Linked DNA regions of Homo sapiens: region 1 is linked to region 2. A link is a contact called in ENCODE Hi-C or POLR2A ChIA-PET data. All regions are on one chromosome and are shown on one strand. The core of a region is the stretch at or near the end of the contact, and the rest is flanking DNA. Distances in the headings are between cores, read along the strand shown. Region 1 holds the start of OXTR (oxytocin receptor). Region 2 overlaps SSUH2 (ssu-2 homolog).

What was found. Hi-C counts contacts between places; a loop is a spot of excess contacts on that map. ChIA-PET counts read pairs that join two places held with the same protein, here RNA polymerase II (POLR2A). Pooled maps may share reads with other maps.
Region 1: a map of Caco-2 shows a loop between it and region 2 (7-fold over the local background). The contact joins the promoter of OXTR here to the enhancer-like site in region 2. A Hi-C loop is called at or near these places in 2 of 168 maps with a recorded cell type or tissue (Caco-2 and PC-9) and 6 of 50 pooled maps. POLR2A ChIA-PET finds 5 or more read pairs at or near these places in 1 of 52 experiments (OCI-LY7).

What each region holds. Positions count from the first base shown.
Region 1 is chr3:8,768,363-8,771,062 of GRCh38, reverse strand. OXTR (oxytocin receptor) reads left to right here and starts at 1,450. Exons shown (of 4, transcript NM_000916.4): 1 at 1,450-1,832; 2 at 2,472-2,567. RefSeq lists enhancers at 1,286-1,335, 1,983-2,654.
Region 2 is chr3:8,628,243-8,630,942 of GRCh38, reverse strand. SSUH2 (ssu-2 homolog) reads left to right here. Exons shown (of 12, transcript NM_001256748.3): 6 at 14-138; 7 at 1,217-1,279. Among named protein-coding and RNA genes, the nearest start is that of SSUH2, 15 kb to the left of the region's middle. RefSeq lists an enhancer at 1,331-1,420. Within about 2 kb of position 1,327, at least 3 of the 41 ENCODE cell types and tissues checked have a DNase peak (open chromatin) inside an H3K27ac peak, as active enhancers do; they include PC-9, where a contact is called at or near this core.

The DNA of each region.
Region 1 (2,700 bases), core at 201-2,700, 140 kb before region 2:
ATGGGGATCACACTATTACTGTTGTTGTTATTGTTGTTGTTTAGATTAAAACTAAGTTAGAGAATTTACCTTTTGCATGAGACTAAATAGCCCTGTTAGGTGAATCCAGAATTAGGCTGTCTCACGGGCTACGCGAGGACCACACAGGTAGGCAGGCTTCCCTACAAAGGGTAGAAGAGTCTGTCCTTGGTGAAGTGGCTCAGTAAACTTGCTCCCTAGAAAGCAGCTGTCTTCCAGGAGAAAGAAGGGCAGGCTTGGTTCTACAGGCCAGTGTTTTCCTTCTCACATTCACCGGTCAGGGGCTCATAGGGAAAAATCTGCCTTCATCCAGCCGTGGAGTGAGGCAGGGGTGTTTTACCTGCTAGGATTGAACCCTCAGATTGCACAGATTATACAGTTTCAGAAAACCAGAGGGACAGGACCTCAGACATTAGCTATCTTGACCAGTGCTCTCATTTTACATATGAGGAGACTGAGGCCCAAAGAGAAGGGGCTTGCCCAAGGTCACTTCATTCTCACCTGAGTCGTCTGTAACTTTAATCTGTAATTTTCGAGGCCGATAGGTACTATTGACTAATATTGATTAATACTGCCTGCCACCCCTTGGCAATGCTGTCAAGATTCCCAGCCCCATTCTGGAATGATTACTCAGCTAGAACCCTGGGATCCAGGTGCTGTAAGGTTGGCCCCTGGGATATCTCGGCATGGGGCTGTAATTGTGGATTAAGGAAACCCAGTCCTTGGCTAACTCAAGTCTCTCCACATAATAAAAAGACGGAGAAGTGAAATGTCAGGAGGAAATACACATTTAATGCATTTTAAAGAGCCCTGTTTATTTTTGAATCCTGGCCTTTTTTTCTGACTTAATTCTTGGCCACTGTAAATTACTTCAAAAAATGATTTTAGAATAGAGAAGGGGCAGGGAGGCTGAGAAGCTGTCTTTAACATTTTATCTTCCTTTGGCATCATTTAGAATTTTAATTCCGAAGCGCGACAAGGAGGCAGAAACGGCTCTTGGGCGCAGACAAGCAGAATCACTTTAAATGAAGACAGTGTTGTGCTTCAGAATTTCCTCTAAAACTACCGAAAAAATAACGCCTCTCCCAGCACTGCTTAGAATAGAGGCCATTTCTAATTCCTCATTAACGGGAATAGGAACAAAAGTATTCCAAAGCAAAGACTTATTTGAGTTCACTGCTAAAGCCGCTACATCAAGCTGGAGGTGTGGGGGGAGAGAAAAGCCTGAAAATTAACATCATTTTTGGGAAATAATCAGTTTAAATGCTTTTGTAACTTCATCACTATCTACCCGGGGAAGAACATTATTATTCAAGCCTCCTATGTGTCTCGGAGTCAAGAGCTTCTAAACCAAGAAAGGAAGAAACGGGCGGGTTATTGACGAGTTCCCTCCCTCTCGCAGTTTTAAACCACTGCAAAATAAACCCATTTGTTAAGGCTCTGGGACCAACGCTGGGCGAACCAGCTCCGCTCCGGAGGGGTCTGCGCGGCTGGCCTCGCCCGCCCCCTAGCGGACCCGTGCGATAGTGCAGCCTCAGCCCCAGCGCACAGCGCCGCATCCAGACGCTGTCCGCGCGCGCAGCCTGGGAGGCGCTCCTCGCTCGCCTCCTGTACCCATCCAGCGACCAGCCAGGCTGCGGCGAGGGGATTCCAACCGAGGCTCCAGTGAGAGACCTCAGCTTAGCATCACATTAGGTGCAGCCGGCAGGCCATCCCAACTCGGGCCGGGAGCGCACGCGTCACTGGGGCCGTCAGTCGCCGTGCAACTTCCCCGGGGGGAGTCAACTTTAGGTTCGCCTGCGGACTCGGTGCAGGTAGCTGGGTGCTAAGCAGGGGTGGACGGGATGGCTAGGGCCGGTGGAGCCATCGGGACCCGAGTGGAGGTGGTGGGGTGCCTCGCACTCCTTGTTCCTGGAGGAGCTCGGGGTGTTCCGAGAGATTGTAAAGTGACTTCTCGGGATTGAGACTCAGAGTCCTTGATTATCTGGGTCCAAAGCGCAAGTCAGGGGTTCCAGAACTTTCGAGGCTGCCGGGCTGGGGAGGAGCCCCGCGGGAGGTGTCTATGCCAGGGTCTGGGAACAGCGCTTGGGCATCTTGGGCTTTGAGGCAGGGGTTCCCCCAGCAGGGACTGCAGAACCGGGTTTCCACCGAAGCAGGTGCTGTGGAAGTTCAGGGAGTGACGGCCGACCGTCTTAGAAAAGGGGGTTAGACGGGGAAGGACCAGAGCTGGGGTTTCCCAGGCAAGTGGCTATTTGGGGATTTCCGGAGGAAGTACTTGAATTAATGTTTACTAGGAGAGGGGCTGGTTTGGGGGTCCCGCGGCAGGTGGATATGCTGAGGGTCGGAGCCTGGGGCGAGTAGGTAGTTTGGAGATTCCCTCGGGGAGGTGATTTGGTTTTAGATTCCCACTCCCGGAGGAACGTTGCTGATTTTGACCCTCCCTTCTCCCCCAGTGGAAGCCGCTGAACATCCCGAGGAACTGGCACGCTGGGGGCTCTGGGCTTGTGGCCGGTAGAGGATTCCCGCTCATTTGCAGTGGCTCAGAGGAGGTACCTCCAACGGGGATTTCTGGGGTGGCGGCTGAGCAACCCGAGGCCGGCGGTTGTGCCCTGTTGTTTCAGATGAGTTGGGTTCCTGGGAATGGGACAAGCACGCCCTACCCGCGTCGGAAGAGAAACGCGG
Region 2 (2,700 bases), core at 78-2,577:
CTTTCTGTGTCAGACCACTCTGTGGATGGGCCGCAAAGAGGCGCCTCCCCCAGGCTCTGGGACATCAAGGTTCAAGGTCCTCCGATGTTTCAGGAAGACACCAGGAAGTTCCAGGTCCCTCACTCGTCACTGGTCAAGGTAATACGATTAACGCGATTACTGGAATACTTGCCCTTCTCCCTGAGAGGCTTTCCAGGCACTGCATGTTTCCTCAAACTCATCCTTTGAAGGGAAACCCAAAATTCAGGCCGGTGCTTCATTTGTTGGTTATAAATAAACGTAATTTAATAAAACCTGGTATATGGAATGTAGTCCCAAATAAAATTCCAAGCAAATCTGGGAGTGTTCACCTAGCAAACAGATCATCCGATTTACAAATCGTCACCAGCTTTAGTGAGCAGTGACATTCCTGGACAGGTTGAGTGTAGTTTTCATCTTTTTTAAAAATTTATTTTAGCTTAAACAGCTGAAGGGCTGAATGAAATTGATATAAAATAAAAACTTAAAACCCTGCTGGGATTTTGCATGAGAGTCAGTAAGGAAACAGAATCTGACTTCCATCCTGCTTTATGGACATATATTCGTGGCGTGAAGGGAGAGGAGCCTAGTGGATTACAAAAACACGACTGAGATAGCTCATATTGTGTTCTTTTCCGGTTACTGCCTGCTTTACACTTTTGGACTGGATTTAAGGGTGCAATTTTGCTCTATGAGTTTTTACAGAGTTCTAAGATAAAGAGTACTTTGAGAGGTCGAGAAAGTGTTCTATTCCTTTCTCAAGGGGGCCAAGGCTATTTTAAATTAGTGATTAAATACTAGTAGCTAGCTCATTGCCTTTCATAAAAATCCTGTCCATTTTTTAATGGCTTCTGTTCCCAAAGACCACATTAGCTACCTTATGGGCAAATGCCATCAGCCTTTGTAGTTCAGCCTGGTAGGAAACCGTAGAGTGTGAGCTAGGATATGGGGCTCCCAGAACACGTCTCCCCTTGATGGCATCCAGATTGGGCTAGGGCTCAGAGGAAATGGTGACATGATCTCCTGATGCAGTCAAGCCTTCTGGAATCTTAGTCAAATGGGAAGGGCCATTTCTTTCCTGTGCCATCTTCCTATCCTGGTCCTGATCCACTCCACCTTCGGTTTAGATGGTGATGTTATGGGTGTGGGAGAAGTGGCCCTTGGGAAACTAGATCCCAAGAAAGCGTTGCACTTTCAGGAATGCCACAAATGCCATGGGCGTGGGCGGTACAAGTGCAGCGGCTGCCACGGGGCGGGCACGGTGAGTCATCTGTGAACCACTGGTGAGTCAGTGAGGGTGTGGTGGCCGGGGGATCCTGGGGACAGCGGGCTGGGCTGGTGGCCTGAGGCTCCCTGCAGTAACTGTGTCATCTCAGCCAAGTCATCCTCCCTTTCTGGGCCTCCATTTTCCCGTCTATAAAATGAAAAAGTGGGGTTGTGTGGTCTCTAATGACACTTTCACTTTGACAGTTCGATTTTAATTTTTCTCTTATTTTCTCATCCATCTACCAACATACACTGAATACCTGCTTGGCTCTGACCTCTAGGTCCTGTAAGAGGGCCAAGACCTGGGGTTCTTCTTACCAGGCAGTCTTTGTCAGCCAGGGAAACCAACAAGCAACTCCATTTGTCGTGCAGGGCAGTGGGTGCTGAGCAGGTAAAGTTTGGAAGGCTTGGAGAGACAAAGTAGACAGTGACACTTGAGTTAGTTTCCTTCGGCTGCTGTAAGCCATGACCACCAATGGGTGGCTTAAAACAACAGACACAGCTGGGCGTGGTGGCTCACACTTGTAATCCCAGCACTTTGGGAGGCCAAGGCGGGCAGATCACGAGGTCAAGAGATCGAGACCATCTGGGCTAACACGGTGAAACCCCGTCTCTACTAAAAAAAAATACAAAAAATTAGCTGGGCATGGTGGCGGGCGCCTGTAGTCCCAGCTACTCAGGAGGCTGAGGCAGGAGACAGGCGTGAACCCAGGAGGCAGAGCTTGCAGTGAGCGGAGAACGTGCCACTGCACTCCCGCCTGGGCGACAGAGCAAGACTCCATCTCAAAAAAACAAAAAACAAACAACAGCAACAAACCAGACACCTATTATATCACGGTTCCGGAGGCCAGAATTCCAAAATCAAGGTGTGGGCTAGGCTGGTTCTTCTGGAGGCACTGAGAGGGAAGCCATCCCCTTCCTCTCCCCCAGCTTCTGGGAGCTGCGGGCCGTCCTTGGTGTTCCTTGGCTTGTGACTGTGCCACTTCAGTCCCCACCTGCCTTGTCACCCAGCCTTCTCCCTGCATGTCTTTTTGTCTTCACATGGGCTTCTAATAAGAACACGTCATCGGATTTAGGCCCTACCTTGTCATATGACCTCATCTTAACTAAATGCATTTGCAAAGACTATCTCTAAATGAGGTCCCACTCTGGGATTCCAGTAAACTTGAACTTGGAAGGGCCGCTATTCAACCCAGCACAGGCCCCTCAGTGGCATTACTCATGGCATTAGTTGTCTTTTCAGAAACCTTCATTCAGGCCTATTAACAATCCCAGGGGGTAAAACCAAACTTCTCGCGTTCTTTGGTGTCCTGATTCGAGCCTCATCCTTTGGCCATGCTCTGACCCTGGCTACCGTGAACTGTCTTCTCCACCAGCCCTTTCATCCCTCGCCTGCTGGGTTTGCATCCCCAGCTC